2 separate regions of the Homo sapiens genome follow, and region 2 is linked to region 1. Evidence: read pairs that join two places in POLR2A ChIA-PET (ENCODE). Cell type or tissue: IMR-90. All regions are shown on one strand.

Region 1 (8,000 bases):
ATTAGACACAGGAAAGCAGTATTGGTGGTGGGTGAAATTGAGGATATAACAATAAATGCGTGAAAATGCTGGGATAGAAGTGTGTACCCATTAAAGCAGGAAGGGAGAGGCCCTGGGATGGCTGCAAAGGAATGCTGACATTTGCTGCGGGTCTCCGCGTTACAGTGCATTAGGAATCTTTGCAGAAAGAGGATAGTGCTGGGAAGGGGTTCTGCAGAAGCAACTGCCAAGGCATGGATTGATGTTGGAGGTCCTGGAGTTAAAGCAAGAAAGTTAGGATAAGCCTCAGATTCTGCATGCCCTGGGCTAGTTACTGGAGTATCCCTTGGCGTTCTTCAAGTCAGGGGTGACATCATAATACACCTATGAGGTTAGGAAGATGTTACTGGCAGCTCTGCAGAAAATCGATTGAGGCTGCAGGGAGTTCTTTCTAGGGGCATTGGCAGAAGGCTGGCATGTCTTGGGCAGATGATTTAAATATTTCTCAGCCTGAGCTTCCTCATCTGCGAAATGGATATTCTAGAGTCTATAGCACATAGTTGTTGCAGAGCTAATGGGTATGAAATAGCCCAGAATTGATACCTGAGGCGATCATCCACATATAGGCATCCTTTGATAACTCAGAGGACTGATTTATGGACCTCCTTTTGATACCAAAATTCATGGATACTCAAGTCCATTATGTAACATGGCACATGGTATTTGCATGTATGCACATCCTCCTGTATACTTTAAATCATCTCTTGATTACTTATAATACCTAATACAATGTAAATGCTGTGTAAATTTGTTAGATAATATTGTTTAGAGAATAATTACAAGGAAAAAAAGAGTCTGTATGTGTTCAGTAGAGATGCAACCGTCCCTTTTTTTACCTGAATGTTTTTGATCGACAGTTGGTTGATTCCATGGGTGCAGAAGTGTCTGATACAGAGGTCCAACTGTACATTTATTTACCATTTTTTCCAGTGAATTGAGGCAGAGGTAGTGGAGAGGAAGATTATTAGATTTTGGATTTAGGTGGAACTGTCTAAAAGACCAGCTGAATCGGCCACAGGTAATAGAAGAGACAGCCAACCTGTGGTGTTTTTTCTAAAGAGCGTTGCTGGCCTCATTGGCAAGGAACACATATTTTGATGTGGTCCTAGCCTTGAGTATTGAGGACTAGGATTTCTAAGTAGGGCAAATGCAAAAGCCTGGGGTGATTTAGAGGTCACAGAATGAAAGGGGATTAACCTGCCAGAAAGCAATTAAGTAATCCCCCAATTGCAAGGAACACTATGGTGCTAATAATGAGCTTCCTTGAGCAAAATGGGAATACTTTACATTATGTAAACTCTTTGGGGAGGAAATCACACTGTCTCCAGTGGTACACAACTTTTTTTGAGGGTCTCTGGGAGTTGTTGCATCTTAGTTTTTGAGAGCAGCAGTAGTGAAAGTGTATGTTTGAGAACGGTGTCATCACTGCCTAGGGGCTTTCAGTGGCCTTAACGTTCTGCATATGCTTGGTTTTCTCCTAGAGTCAGTTACCTGTTTCATTTGTTGGGATAGTTTATCAGTTAATAATGAAGAAATCTGAAACCCTGAAATTTTTGAGGTCTGAGGAGGGGAAGGATGGATCACTTTTATTGGCCCTGTGACGTTGATCAGATGTTATTAATAAGACTGTAGGTCATTTTGCTGTGAGGATTCTCCCTGCTACAGGCCAGCTGGCCTCTGACCATGTTGTGCCCTCCCTGAAGATAAGGCAGGCTTCCTTTTTGCTGCCAGTGAGTACTGGCACAGATTCAGTAGTACTTCTCAGAGTCATCTCTGGCCTTCTCCTTACTTTCTAGAGAGTCCTTGAGTCTTTCTGAAATCCACTTAGAGAACATGGAAATAAGACTTTAAGTATGGCAGTGCTGTTTTGTTGGCCAAGCACCTTGCTGACTGAAGGGGTTTCATTTATAGCACTAAAGTCCCTGGTGTCTGTGTCCCGCAGGGAAGTTGAGTATTCAGCTTCTCCATTGGGAACTGAGGAAGGCCTCACATGATTCGCACAAAGACTGTTGTCTGTAGTGGCTGTTAGAATGCTCATTTTGTTGTTGTTGTTGTTGTTGTTGTTGTTTTGTTTTTTGAGACGAAGTCTCCCACCCTGTGTCACCCAGGCTGGAGTGCAGTGGCGTGATCTCGGCTCACTGCAACCTCCGCCTCCCATGTTCAAGGTATTCTCCTGTCTCAGCATCCTGAGTAGTTGGGAATACAGACGTGCCCCACCACACCCAGCTAATTTTTGTATTTTTAGTAGAGACGGGGTTTCACCATGTTGACCAGACTGGTCTTGAACTCCTGACCTCAGGGTATCTGCCCACCTTGGCCTCCCAAAGTGCTGGGATTACAGGCGTGAGCCACTGCACCCAGCCAGAATGTTCACTTTCTTACTGGTTTCTTCTTCTCCACTTGAGATAATACCGTGATGGCTTGAGCACCATCATGGCTGCTGCTATGTGGTATGATTTCTATATTCAGTGAGATGAAGCGAACCATAGATAGACCTTGTGGCATTTGACTGGGTGTGTATTTGAATGTGTTTTAAATTGCCAGTGCAGACAACAATATAGGAAGGGTTGTAAGGGGAACGTTACAGTTTTCAATGACAAAGATGCTAGATTAGCGTGGGAATAGGAGATTGGGAGGGAAGGTGGTATGATAACCATTGTATTCTCCTTGTGAAGTCCCACATGTTAATTGCACTTGCAGATAGAATACTACCCTAATGTCGGGAATTTCCTATTTGTGGGATTAGATAGGCACACCTGGGTGCTTGTTTGCACTAGTTCTTGAGAGCTGTAATCCAGGAGGAGGAGGGAGGGTTGCTGAAGGAAAGACTGGCCATGCATCTAGGAGGTCATTGCGTCATCCCTCCTTGTTCCTTAACAAAGACCAAAGGTTCAGCTTATTCTAACCATTGAGTTCATTTTGCATTTTCATCCCCTGTCTCCCAGATTCTGGTCACCAACCAATCTAGTTACTTTCCTATTTGGGAAAGAAGATATGCTGTCACCTATGGAAAGAATGACAGTATGATTTTATACCTATGAGCATAATAATATCACCTTACTGTGAGTCACTCAGCTTGCTTTTGCCTATGTTTGGAGCCATAAAAATGTTTCGACTGAAGACATTATGCTCTGTATACAGTTGAGTAACCTCGAGTCTCATGGCAAGTAAGCATCTCCCAGAGCCATGGCCTCATCCTGGAGTCTTGGATCCCATGTAGAGTCCCTTCAGTGATGGTATCTTTTTTTTTTTTTGGAAATACCTATTTAAAAAGAAGTACATTCCCAAGATGAGCATGATTGGATAGGCACCTCCGTATTCAGTAAGGAATAGGGATTCCCTTTGTGTTTTGCTCATGCTATTGAGGGCTGCTTCCCTATCTCTGCTACACAAATCCCTCTTCATACCAGAAAGGACATTAAGTGAACGTTTTACATTCATTTTAATTTTAACCATTACCTTTCCTTTAGGGCAATTGATAGTAATTTTGTCTTGATACAATGGAGATAAATTATTTAAGACATGAATGCAAGTCACCTTACAGATAATAATAGCACATGGAGCATCTGGATCTGGCAAATACTTTTAGGATGGTAGGCAAATGAATGCGAATTGGGAAATTCTGTTTTAATTTCTTCCCTAATAAGTTGTAAAGTCAGACCAGGAATGGGCAGAGATTGGCACTGGACATGTTATATTTGTCCCAAAGTCTTTTAGGGAAGTTTGTGTTTACATGTTGTGCATGCATGAACATGTGAGATGAATGTAGACAGCTGCCCTGTTTGAGTCTCTGGTGCTTTGAACAGTGCTGATACATACATACGTAGATTGATGCACTAGGGTATTTGGGTGCAACTGCTTTCTTCTGTGACTTCTTTCATCTTCTATCCGTTGCCCAAGTCCCTGCCAGCTCACTTTGAAGTTTTGTTTCTTAATTTGATAGTCGGGGTTGATTACTTTTCATTCTGTTTATGTATCCCGAAGATGAAACACAAACTCAGTGGGCCAGCCCCATGGTAATTGGGTCAAGCAATAGAATTTGACTCTGCAGCTAAATGACAGTGCACAGGGAATCCCTCTAGGGTCTTTCCAAAATACAGCCAAGCGATGTTTCGCTGCTTAAGATCAAGAACTGATCGAGGGAGGGAAGATAATGGGCAGGAGGGCTTGTCTGTGTACATGATTCATAGAGAAGAATCCAATTTTATAGAAACCACAGCCTAAATTAGAGAAAGCAAGCTTTTGGATTAAAATGATCTCTGTTGTTGTTGTAACATACCACAGTTTGATTTTTGTCCAGATGAAAACATTTGGTTTGCACTTCAGTAAATATTGTGGAGACATTGCCAGCTAATTCTGAAAAGTAATGAAATACGGCTTTGGCAAAGAGCAGATGCATTCCGTACTCTGATTGCTCTTATCTGATCCAAGTTCAGATTTTTTTTACATTTGCTAATGCACTTGAATAATCGGGAGAGAAAATCTGCCTGTAATTTTAATAGGAAACTGTCTATATTGACTATACTTTTATAATGACCACCCATAAAGTCTTCCCCTGCTCCCCCTGAAAAAAATCCCACACAATTCCCAAACCTCTAAAACATACAGCTTTTGTTGGTTACTTTTCTAAAATGAGAGTTTGTAAAGGAGTGATATGATGTGGTGTTCCATGTGAGGAGTCAGCCTCTCTCACTTGCTAAATAATGTGAACAGAGCTTGTGTTTTTGCCATGCAGAGTCCACCCCTGAGAACGCAAGGTCATGTGGGGTTGTGGAGCCCTTTCCTTTTTTTTTTTTTTTTTTTTCCGAGGTGGAGTTGCCCTCTTGTTGCCCAAGCTGGAGGGCAATGGCACAGTTTCAGCTCATTGCAACCTCTGCCTGCTGGGTTCAAGTGATTCTCCTGCTTCAGCCTCCCTAGTAGCTGGGATTACAGGCATCTGTCACCATGCCCAGCTAATTTTTATATTTTTTAGTAGAGATGGAGTTTCGCCACGTGGGCCTGGCTAGTCTCGAACTCCTGACCTCAGGTGATCCTTCTGCCTTGACCTCCCAAAGTGCTGGGATTACAGGTGTGAGCCACCCTGCCCAGCCTGTTCTGTTTTCAAATACGTCTGCTAGATACGAAGTTTCTACCGACTCAGCACAATATAATTACGTAATGCATCCATTCACCCATTTCATACTGAGAAATATGCAATAGTTTTCTCCAGTGATAAACACCCTGGGCTGCTATCTGACTTGAGGGGTTTGAAATATCCTTTCTTTCATCCTGTTTGTATTGAGCAGATTCTTCCTCCTCTGCATTTATTTCTAAATGAGATAATCAAGCTGGTATGTAGGTAAAGAGGAAATAAATGCTCTTTATATAAATGTCTTAATTAATTTTAGTTTCTTAGATGCTTTGTGTCTTATGCATTTGAGGTTGTTATTTAGCTATTTTCTAGATATTAGTCCTTTTCTATCGCTGTGACCATTTTTACTTTGGCATGAAATAAGAGATGATCTTACTGCATTTGTCTCGAGGAGAAAAAAAGAACCTACTTTGGCTTCATTTTTACCAATTCTGTGGCTTCTCTGGGTCTGGAATGCCAGTTTGACCCCTCTGTGATTTTACAAGTGGACATTCCAGCAGAATTCTTAGAGGGATTTACAGCAACCACGTGGTGACAGAGCAATGGCATGTGCAGCGTTAGACTCTGTTGGCTTTATTCTTTTGTACCTACTTCTGTTTGTCTATGACGTTGATGAGATGGACAGGTATGAGGGTGCCCGACCAAATTCTGGAGGTCTGTTCCTTCTAGGGGAGATGCCAGTTGTTCATGAGTGCTCCCCCTGGTGGATGGGTGATGGATTGGCCGTGGCCCTTGGAGGATGATGCCAAGGAGGACAGTCAGGCCATATCCAGGCTTGGGGAGACAGTGTTGTCCTTGTGGGGTACCCCCCAGTGAGAAGAAGGGGTACAAGCTTAACCTCTGAACTAAGGGTACTCTGGTGGTGGTTAACTGACCTCCTCCCCTGGAGTTCATTTTTATTCTGCTTCAATCCCTTTCCTACACTTTCCCTTTTCCCAGTCTTCCTTCCATTCAACATATTACCTCCTGATTCCCCATCTGATTTACGAATCCTTCATTACCCATTTTTCTTTGTTGATTCTTTACCTTTAGATCCAGACCAACATGCCAATTACCTGAATAGAAGCAGAATCATCTTCTAGGTTGAAAACAATCCTTTTTTCCTGTGTCCCCATATGTAGAAGAAATTGTGTTCTTTCTTACCTCTGACTTCAGGGCCAGTTCCATCAGAGGGACTTACTACTATTATAAGGTTTTACTTTGAGAGCAAGTTCCTCAGAATTGCCCTTATTCCTCACTGGTCTTCTATTTCTAATCTTTCTTCCATTTTAGCCCCTCACTTTCTTTCCCAGCACCCAGCAGGTCACATCACATATTCGTATTTGCCGAGGAGCCATTAAAACAAATCCATTCATAATGTTGGTTGTTTTCTGCTTTTGTTAAAAAATTATCGTCTATGGGCCGGGCATGGTGGCTCACTCCTGTAATCCCAGTGCTATGGGAGATCAGGTGGGAAGATCACTTGAGGTCAGGAGTTTGAGACAAGCCTCGGCAATGTAGCGAGATCCCGTTCCTACAAAAAATGAAAAAATTATCTGGGTTTGGTGGTGTGCACCTGTAGTCCCAGCTACAGGAGGCTGAGGTGGGAGGATCACTTGTGGCCAGGAGGTCGAGGCTGTAGTGAGTCATGATCACACCACTGCATTCCAGCCTGGGCGACAGAGTGATTTCTTGTCTCAAACAATATCTTATCCTTTGTAGATATCAACAAAGTCTGGATGCTGAACTGAGCGTCTAGATATTTTCTCCATTTTAGTTCTTTGCAACATAAACTCAATCCTCACCCTAACATAAACTCAATCCTCACCCTTTCTCTCAACATCTTGAGTGCAAGGAATGTGATATTTGCTTCATGCTGCTTCTCTAATGTTTGAGTTTTTAAAAAAATCCTCAACAGATCCTGTTAAGTGGAAGTTAATTCCTTATTTCTAATGTGCTTCACATGGATTTTTACCTGATTCTCTTTGAATCTTAGAATATTTTTATTGGATCTTACTGCTGTATTTTTTTTGTTGCTGTTTGTTTGTTTGTTTGTTTGTTTGTTTTTTTGAGACGGAGTCTTGTTCTGTCGCCCAGCCTGGAGTGCAGTGGCATGATCTCGGCTCACTGCAACCTTCGCCTCCCGGGTTCAAGTGATTCTCCTGTCTCAGCCTCCCGAGTAGCTGGGATTACAGACATGCATCACCATGCCCAGCTAGTTTTTGTATTTTTAGTAGAGACGGGGTTTCACCATATTGGCCAGGCTGGTCTCGAACTCCTGACCTCAGGTGCACCACCCGCCTTGGCTTCCCAAAGTGCTGGGATTACAGGCGTGAGCCACCACGCCCAGCCTTATTGCTGTATTTTTATATTGCTCTCACATGGCCTCATTTGTGGAGTTTATTTCCTTTGCAACAGAGGGGAGAGAGGAAGGCTGGAGGGGTGATGGCCCTCCTCTTGAAATACATGCCTGTAACAGCTTTCCCTCCTGCTTCTCCTGTTTCCTTCTGAAAAATGGTTGAATTGGCTGCAGAAGTTTCTATTAGAAAGATCTACACAAGAACCTGCTGTTTTTATACCAATCCATCGTTTGGATTTCAGCTGCTAGTCATTGCCTCCAAGATACAGTATAGGAAGGTTGTTCTTTAAAAGAAATTAAGCATGGATATTTTTATCTGGGAGGAACTATTTAACCTATCCCATCTCCTTTTAGAAGAGGGAAATTTAATGGCAGAGTCTAAAACTTACAAGTTCTCTCCTAATGGTATGACTGACAGCATGTGTTAGATCGATAGTAAAATAATTTGAATATTTTTTGAGTGCTGTAGTTACTCTTGTTTTTTCATAAATA
Region 2 (8,000 bases), 300 kb before region 1:
TGTTGTTGGTTTGCTTTGTTTTGTTTTGAAACGGAGTCACTCTGTCACCAAGGCTGGAGTGCAGTGGCGCGATCTCGGCTCACTGCAACCACCACCTCCCAGGTTCAAGCAATTCTCCTGCCTCAGCCTCTCGAATAGCTGGGACTACAGGCAAATGCCACCACACCCGGGTAATTTTTTTTTTTTTTTGTATTATTAGTAGAGACAGGGGTTTCACCATGTTGGCCAGGCTGGTCTCGAACTCCTGACCTCAGATGATCTGCCCACCTCAGTCTCCCAAAGTGCTGGGATTACAGGCAGGCGTGAGCCAGTGTGCCCAGCCATTTTTGTTTATGTTTTGTAGAGACAAGGTCTCACTATGTTGCCCAGGCTGGTCTTGAACTCTTGGACTCAAGCAATCCTTCCTGTTTGGCCTCCCAAAGTGCTGGGATTACAGGCCTTTGCCACCACGCCTGGTGGGAATGCTTATTTCAGCAAGTAGAGGACTCACTTGGGCTCTGGGTGACTCGGAAGCAAAGCCACATACAACTGTCATCACTGTCACCTGTGTCAGCATACTATTTGCATTTGTTTTTTTCTCCTCTTTTCCATTGTTTATTTGTCATACTTACTTGGTTCATGTTATAGAAAATATATTTTCTTGGGAAAGAAGAAGACATTATAGTATAGTGTTAAAACTCCAGGTTTATTTATTTATAAAGAATGATTGTGTCATCATTAGGAATTTTAGTGTGAATTCTATGCTGGGTTGCCCATTTGATAGTAAGTGAATTTCAGATGAAGTCAGTTCTAAGACAATAATTCACTTCTGGGCCCTCAAAGTCAGTGCCCAACTCAGTTCTTTTTAATATCAATGGGATGTATTCATTAGCCAGAGTTAAAATAATCTAAAAACTTCTTCCAACAAAATAATTGGATTGAAATAACATCCAGAGTGGTTAGACTGGAAAAAAAAAGGCATTATTCAATTTCCAAATATAGTACCTTGAATAATAAAATGATCTCATTCTTGTTTTATTGTGGGTATTGCTTCATAATTGTCCTTAATGTTCATTCTTTATTTCTTCTTGGGAAGATCAGAAAGGGGTGACTGAAGTAGAAGCGAAGTCAGCAACTTATCTTCAGGCATAACTACTTTTCCTGTATCCTGAACCCTCGAGAGGGATTTCTGAAGAAAGAAAGAGAAAAATTACACCTTATCCAATGGAATGTAGAGAGTTGGAAATAAAAAGGCCTTAAAAATTGTAACACATATCTTTCTGGCTTATGACCACATTTTCTAACATCTGTTGAGGGACATTTTCTGACCGAAAGGCCTGTCAGTATCAATAAGGAGAGACGCTTTCCTCATTGTTCTAGAATCTACAGTGTCCAGGGTTATTGAAATGCATATATACTGCAGTTCATAGCAAAGGATGGAGAGCGGGAGTGAAGAGGGAAGGGAAAGAGGAGCAGGGATTAAAGTGTGGAGTCGCCCCTGGCCCTGCTTTGAACTCTCACTGGCTTTTTGGAACTTAATCAAGATCAAACAGGCAGTTGCCGCCAGCTCAAGGCCTCTGGTTCTCTATAATTTTTGGAGTAGATTTTGAGGTTACGATTATGACGTTTTGTGGTAACTTTAAACTGGAAAGTATTGCATTCACCTTTTATATTCCCCAAAGAAAGAAGAAATGCCCAGCCATGTAATGAAACTCCTTTCCATCTGACCATTGTGTTAGGAACAGATTTCACACTAAGCAAATCTTTGCAACCAGACTCAAATGTTTCCCATTACAGCCGTGCACAGGTATCAGTGTGCAAGGGGCTGCTGCAGAGTGTGCAATTCTCCCAGCAAAATGCACACACTTGGTGGCTTGGATAGAGTATCAAAATCATATCCACGGTTGAAAATTTGTTTGCACTTGTGATCACCACACCTTAGAGCCCAAACGATAAGAACACAGGCCGGGCGTGGTGGCTCACGCCTGTAATCCCATCGCTTTGGGAGGCCAAGGGGTGGGGGTGGGGGTGGGGGCGCCGATCACGAAGTCAGGAGTTCAAGACCAGCCTGACCAACATAGTGAAACCCCATCTCTACTAAAAATACAAAAATTAGCCAAGCATGGTGGCACACACCTGTAGTCCCAACTACTCGGGAGTCTGAGGCAGGAGAATTGCTTGAACCCGGGAGGCAGAAGTTGTAGTGAGCCAAGATCGCGCCACTGTACTCCAGCCTGGGTGACAGAGCAAGACCCCGTCTCAAAAAATAAATAAATAAATAAATAAATAAGAACACAAATTCCATAAATTGTTTTGAAAAAAAATCTGATTTCACATAACATACATGGCTCAAATTGTTGCAGCCTTAATTCCTTGAATAAGAATTGCTCATTTGCCACGTCTACAACATATCTTACTAGAATCCTTCACAGTTTAGCAACTTGTGCTTCCCTGTAAAACCAGCGCTAAAAAGTGACTTTTTTTTTTTTTGAGATGGAGTCTCGCTCTGTTGCCCAGGCTGGAGTGCACTGGTGAGATCTTGGCTCACTGCAACCTCTGCTTCCTGGGTTCCAGCGATTCTCATGCCTCAGCCTCCCAGGTAGCTGGGACTACAGGCGTGTACCACCATGACTGGCTAGTTTTTGTATTTTTATTAGAGAATTGGTTTCACCATGTTGTCCAGGCTGGTCTCAAACTCTTGACCTCAAGTGATCCACCTGCCTCGGCCTCCCAAAGTGCTGGGATTACAGGTGTGAGCCACCGTGCCTGGCCTCAACAGAAAGTTTCAATCTACCACAATATAATTGTTACCGTGGTTTTAGGGGAAATTTCCTTCCCCTTCACCTTGTCTCAGAGTAACATTAAAAACACTCAGTTCTTATAAAATAGCTACAGACTACAGCCTTTGAAGCCAAATTAAAGCCATGATGTATAACTAAAATAATGCTAATGAGAACAGAAACAATAGCAGTTATAAGATGCTCTTATTGGCCGGGCATGGTGGTTCACGCCTGTAATCCCAGCACTTTGGGAGGCTGAGGCGGATGGATCACCTGAGGTAGGGAGTTCGAGACCAGCCTGGCCAACATGGGGAAACCCCGTCTCTACTGAAAATAAAAATATCAGCTGGGCGTGGTCGCGGGTGCCTGTAATCCCAGCTACTTGGGAGGCTGAGTAACGAGAATCGCTTGAACCCGGGAGGCGGACGTTGTAGTGAGCCAAGATTGGCTACTGCACTCCTGCCTGGGCGACAAGAGCGAGACTCCATCTCACAAAAAAAAAGATACTCTTATCAAAGACTTCAGTAAAGTTCATAAATGGCATCTTATGAATCCTTTTTGAATAGCAGGCATTGTTATCTCCATGTTATCGGATGGGGAACCAAGACATTCAAAGATAACTTGCCAAGGTCATCAGATTCCTCAGAGCCACACCAAAACAGAAAGCCATAATGGTGTATGCTGCCTTGGTCCTCTGGGGTGTGTCTTTTAGAACTTCATGCTGGAGTCCATCTTACATTCTCAACTCAGAAGCCAACTTGGTTTGCATACATACTGGGAGTAACTTTGCTTTTTGTTTGTTTTTTAAGTAGATATGGGGTCTCACTATGTTGCCCAGGCTGGTCTCAAACTCCTATCTTCAAGCCAGCCTTCTGCCTTGGCCTCCCAAAGTACTAGGATTACATTCATAAGCCACCATGCCCACCCTAGGAGTAACTTTGGTACAAAATTGCTGGGCGCAGTGGCTCACGCCTGTAATCCCAGCACTTTGGGAGGCCGAGGCAGGCGGATCACGAGATCAGGAGATCAAGACCATCCTGGCTAACACGGTGAAACCCCGTCTCTACTAAAAGTACAAAAAATTAGCCGGACGTGGTGGCGGGCACCTGTAATCCCAGCTACTTGGGAGGCTGAGGCAGGAGAATGGCGTGAACCCAGGAGGTGGAGCTTGCAGTGAGCCGAGATCGTGCCACTGCACTCCAGCCTGGGCAACTGAGCGAGACTCCGTTTCAAAAAAAGAAAAAAAAAAGAGAAAATTTACTGACCTAGGAAAGAGAGAAAGAGAGAATAGAGAGAGAAAAATAAAGGCTATCTGTGACTCCTCAAAGAAGTTATTTCTATAAATGTCCAATAGGAGATCATTTTCAGAGTCTTTTACAGCTTCAGCATAATTGAGTACAACTTGCATGACTCAAATACACACTTCTATCCTGAAAATATCCTTTTCTATAATAATTTCATATTTTTGTTTCGTTTTGTTTTTAAGACAGGGTTTCTTTCACTCCTGCCACCCAGGCTGGAGTGCAGTGGCGCCATCTTGGCTTACGGCAACTTCTGCCTCCCTGGCTCAAGTGATTCTCCTGCCGTAGCCTCCCAAGTAGCTAGGACCACAGGCACGCGTGCCACCATGCCCAGCTAATTTTTGTATTTTTTGTAAAGACAGGGTTTCACCATGTTGCCCAGGCTGGTCTTGCACTCCTGAACTCAAGCGATCCGCCCACCTTGGCCTCCCAAAATGATGGGATTGCATACGTGAGCCACCAAGCCCAGCCTCGGCATTTTAAATTATGTTGAATACTTTCTCCTGAGATCCCAAATTTGGTACAATAGACATTAATATTTAAAACTGACAGTTGTAGCCGGGTGCGGTGGCTCAGGCCTGTAACCCCAGCACATTGGGAGGCCGAGGCGGGGGGATCACCTGAGGTCAGGAGTTTGAGACCAGCCTGACCAACATGAAGAAACCCCTGTCTCTACTAAAAATACAAAATTAGCTGGGCGTGGTGGTACATGCCTATAATCCCAGCTACTCAGGAGGCTGAGGCAGGAGAATAGCTTGAACCTGGAAGGCGGAGGTTGCGGTGAGCTGAGATGGCGCCATTGCACTCCAGCCTGGGTAACAAGAGCAAAACTCCGTCTCAAAAAAAAAAATAAAATAAAATAAAAAATAAAAATAAATAAATAAATAAATAAATAAATAAATAAAACTGACATTTGTAATTGATTTCAATATGTATTACATCATACTAAATATATCTGCTGTTCTCTTATTGTATATTGATATCAGAAAAGATTACCTGATCTCTTGCTTGAAAAAAAGAAAACATGTAGAATAAACATGCATTTTTTTTTTGAGACAGTTTCACTCTTCCGCCCAAGCTGGAGTACAACAGCACAATCTTGGCTCACTGCAACCTCTGCTTCCCTAGCTCAGGGGATCTTCCAGCCTCAGCCCCCGAAGTAGCTAGGACCATAGGCGCTTGCCCACGCCTGGCTAATTTTTGTAATTTTGGTAGAGACGGAGTTTCACCATGTTGGCCAGGCTGGTCTTGAACTCCTGAGCTCAGGTGATCCACCTACCTGGGCCTCCCAAAGTGCTGGAATTACAGGCATGAGCCACTGTGCCTAGTCAGGAGTTTCTCAGAGTTTGTATGAGATTCATCCAAAGAGCCACTCTTTCTTTTTTATTTTTATTTTTTGTTTTAATTAATTAATTTTTTTTTTTTTGAGACAGAGTCTTACTCTGTTCCCCAGGCTGGAGTGCAGTGGCATGATCTCTGCTCACCGCAACCTCTGCTTCCTGGGTTCAAGTGATTCTCCTGCCTCAGCCTCCTGAGTAGCTGGGATTACAGGCATGTGCCACCATGCCCGGCTAATTTTTGTATTTTTAGTAGAGACAGGGTTTCACCATGTTGGCCAGGCTGGTCTGGAACTCCTAACCTCAAGTGATCCACCCACGTCGGCCTCCCAAAGTGCTGAGATTACAGGTATGAACCAATTTTAATTTAAATATTTTATTTCTTTATGTGTTCAGAGTCAATAAGAATTCTCTTTCTCCTATTCTTTCCCACTTTTTATGGTCCCAATTCCAATCATCCTAGACTACCACCAAAATGTTCACTGGCTCCAGTTTAAGGTGATATTGACCTAGAAGTGTATGCATTATCAATTGTTAGACTTTCGAGGCCTAACAATTTTCCAGGGTCCAAAGGCCATCATTTGTAATGGTAGAATTTCAGCTATGTTGACGGATGGAGCCATTTTTGAAAACCAAGTCAATTCTCTTTAACTCAGGTTACAGAAGGAACTTCTTGTATGTAAGGCAAGTGCTGAATACAGATTTTGATTACTTTTCAGTTTATGTTAAAATTTCAAAGCCTAACAAAGATGAAAAGTCATCTACCAAAGAATGATGAACATTGACTCTCCGAGCCCTTGAATTCTAAACCACAGACTGATTGGAAACCCTTAGACCTCAGCGGCCCCACCCCCTATCGCACCCCCAGTGCTTCCGTTAATTAGTAGGGGTAAAGAGGGAGCCAGAAGGGAAGGGAGAACTGGGGCCTTACAATAGGATCTGTCAGGAGTCTAAGCTCCTCCTCGGAAGAAACCCTCTAGCCACAAGGATTACTGATGCCTGTAATTCTACAATTAAAGAATCATTGTTCTCTTAATAAAATGAAAATACCCTGGTGATAGTTTAAGTCTTACTCCATAACCTAATAGTATATCTCAACACCTACAACAGCAATACTTAGGATGTTTGGCAAAACTCACGATTCCTGGATGTCAACACAGAAATCACTGAATTTCGTCTTTTTTTTTTTTTTTAATTTTTTTTATTTTTATTTTTATTTTTTTGTGTGTGTGTGAGACGGAGTTTCACTCTGTCACCCAGACTGGAGTGCAGTGGCACGATCTTGGCTCACTGCAACTTCCGCCTCCTGGATTCAGGCAATTCTCTAGCCTCAGCCTCCCGAATAGCTTGGATTACAGGAGTGCACCACCATGCCCAGCTAATTTTTGTATTTTAGTAGAGGCAGGGTTTCACCATGTTGGCCAGGCTGATCTTAAACTCCTGACCTCAAGTGATCCGCCCAAACCGACCTCCCAAAATGATGGGATTACAGGCATAAGCCACCACACCCGGCCCAGAAATCACTGAATTTCTAACTCAAATTCTCATTTGATCCTTATGCACAGTGAAGTAGAACGACTTCTGGCTTAGAGCTAGAGAGAAATAAAGAGGAAGCAAGAGTAGAAGATGAAGCCCGGGCAACATAGCAAGACCTCATCTCTACAAAAAAAGAAAATGCATAAAAATTAGCGAGACATGGTGGTGTGCGCCTGTGGTCCCAGCTATTTGGGAAGCTGAGCTGAGAGGATCACAGAAGCCTGGAAAGTCAAGGCTGCAGTGAGCCCTGATCATGCCACTGCACTCCAGCCTGGGCAACAGAGCAAGACTCTGCTTCTAAGAAAAAGAATTGAAGATGTGGGATTGGGGTGAGGGGGATGTGGAATCAAAGATAAACACTCATGAATTATGGTGTATTTGACAATTTAAGCCACTCCTGAAAGGCACCGAGAAGGACCAAAAGGGAAATCAATGAGAAAAAGGAAAGGAAGGGTGCACAAATTTTATGCACCTGGCATGGACTTCTAAAATGTTGTTCTGCATTAAATAGGTCTCTACCACCTCATCAAGGAAAAAGTTTTGGTGTTGCTCTTCTTTCCTTTCCTTATTTCCTTTTTTTTTTTTTTGAGATGGAGTCTCACTCTGTCACCCAGGCTGGCGTGCAATGGCGCAATCTCAGCTCACTGCAACCTCCGCTGCCTCCCGGGCTCAAGCAATTCTCCCACCTCAGCCTCCCAAGTAGCTGGGATTACTAGCACACACCACCATGCCAGCTAATTTTTGTATTTTTGTAGAGACAGGGTTTCGCCAGGTTGGCCAGTCTGGTCTTGAACTCCTGACCTGATGTGATCTGCCCGCCTCAGCCTCCCAAAGTGCTGGGATTACAGGCATGAGCCACCGTGCCTGGCCACCCTTATTTCCTTTTTATTTAAAAAGGTTCCTTTCCATATTTAACATATAGAATTTTGCTTAGGAAATATGGGATTTGTGGAAAGTTAGGAAGGCATTTTTTACAAATAAATGCTGTGTATTAATGAATCCTACATCTTTTCCCACATTTATTTCTTCAAAGATGTCTACAAAGATAGTATTTTTGCAGGTTCTTT

What was found. Peaks named below come from ENCODE experiments on the same cell type or tissue, not always from the same donor. Only the 100,000 strongest peaks of a DNase experiment are listed, where the experiment ranks them.
Region 2: POLR2A ChIA-PET joins it to region 1 with 5 read pairs; 2 of 35 experiments call an interaction of 5 or more read pairs at or near these places.

What each region holds. Positions count from the first base shown.
Region 1 is chr6:15,458,603-15,466,602 of GRCh38, forward strand. The region is part of intron 4 of JARID2 (jumonji and AT-rich interaction domain containing 2); the gene reads left to right. Among named protein-coding and RNA genes, the nearest start is that of DTNBP1-AS1, 83 kb to the right of the region's middle. RefSeq lists an enhancer at 2,371-3,028. In IMR-90, a CTCF peak has its summit at 5,877 (motif pointing left); no DNase peak of the experiment used is centred here; H3K27ac peaks cover 432 bases.
Region 2 is chr6:15,160,035-15,168,034 of GRCh38, forward strand. It overlaps LOC105374946 (a long non-coding RNA gene), which reads right to left. Exons shown (of 3, transcript XR_926520.1): 2 at 985-1,168. Among named protein-coding and RNA genes, the nearest start is that of JARID2-DT, 81 kb to the right of the region's middle. In IMR-90, no CTCF peak of the experiment used is centred here; no DNase peak of the experiment used is centred here; H3K27me3 peaks cover 149 bases.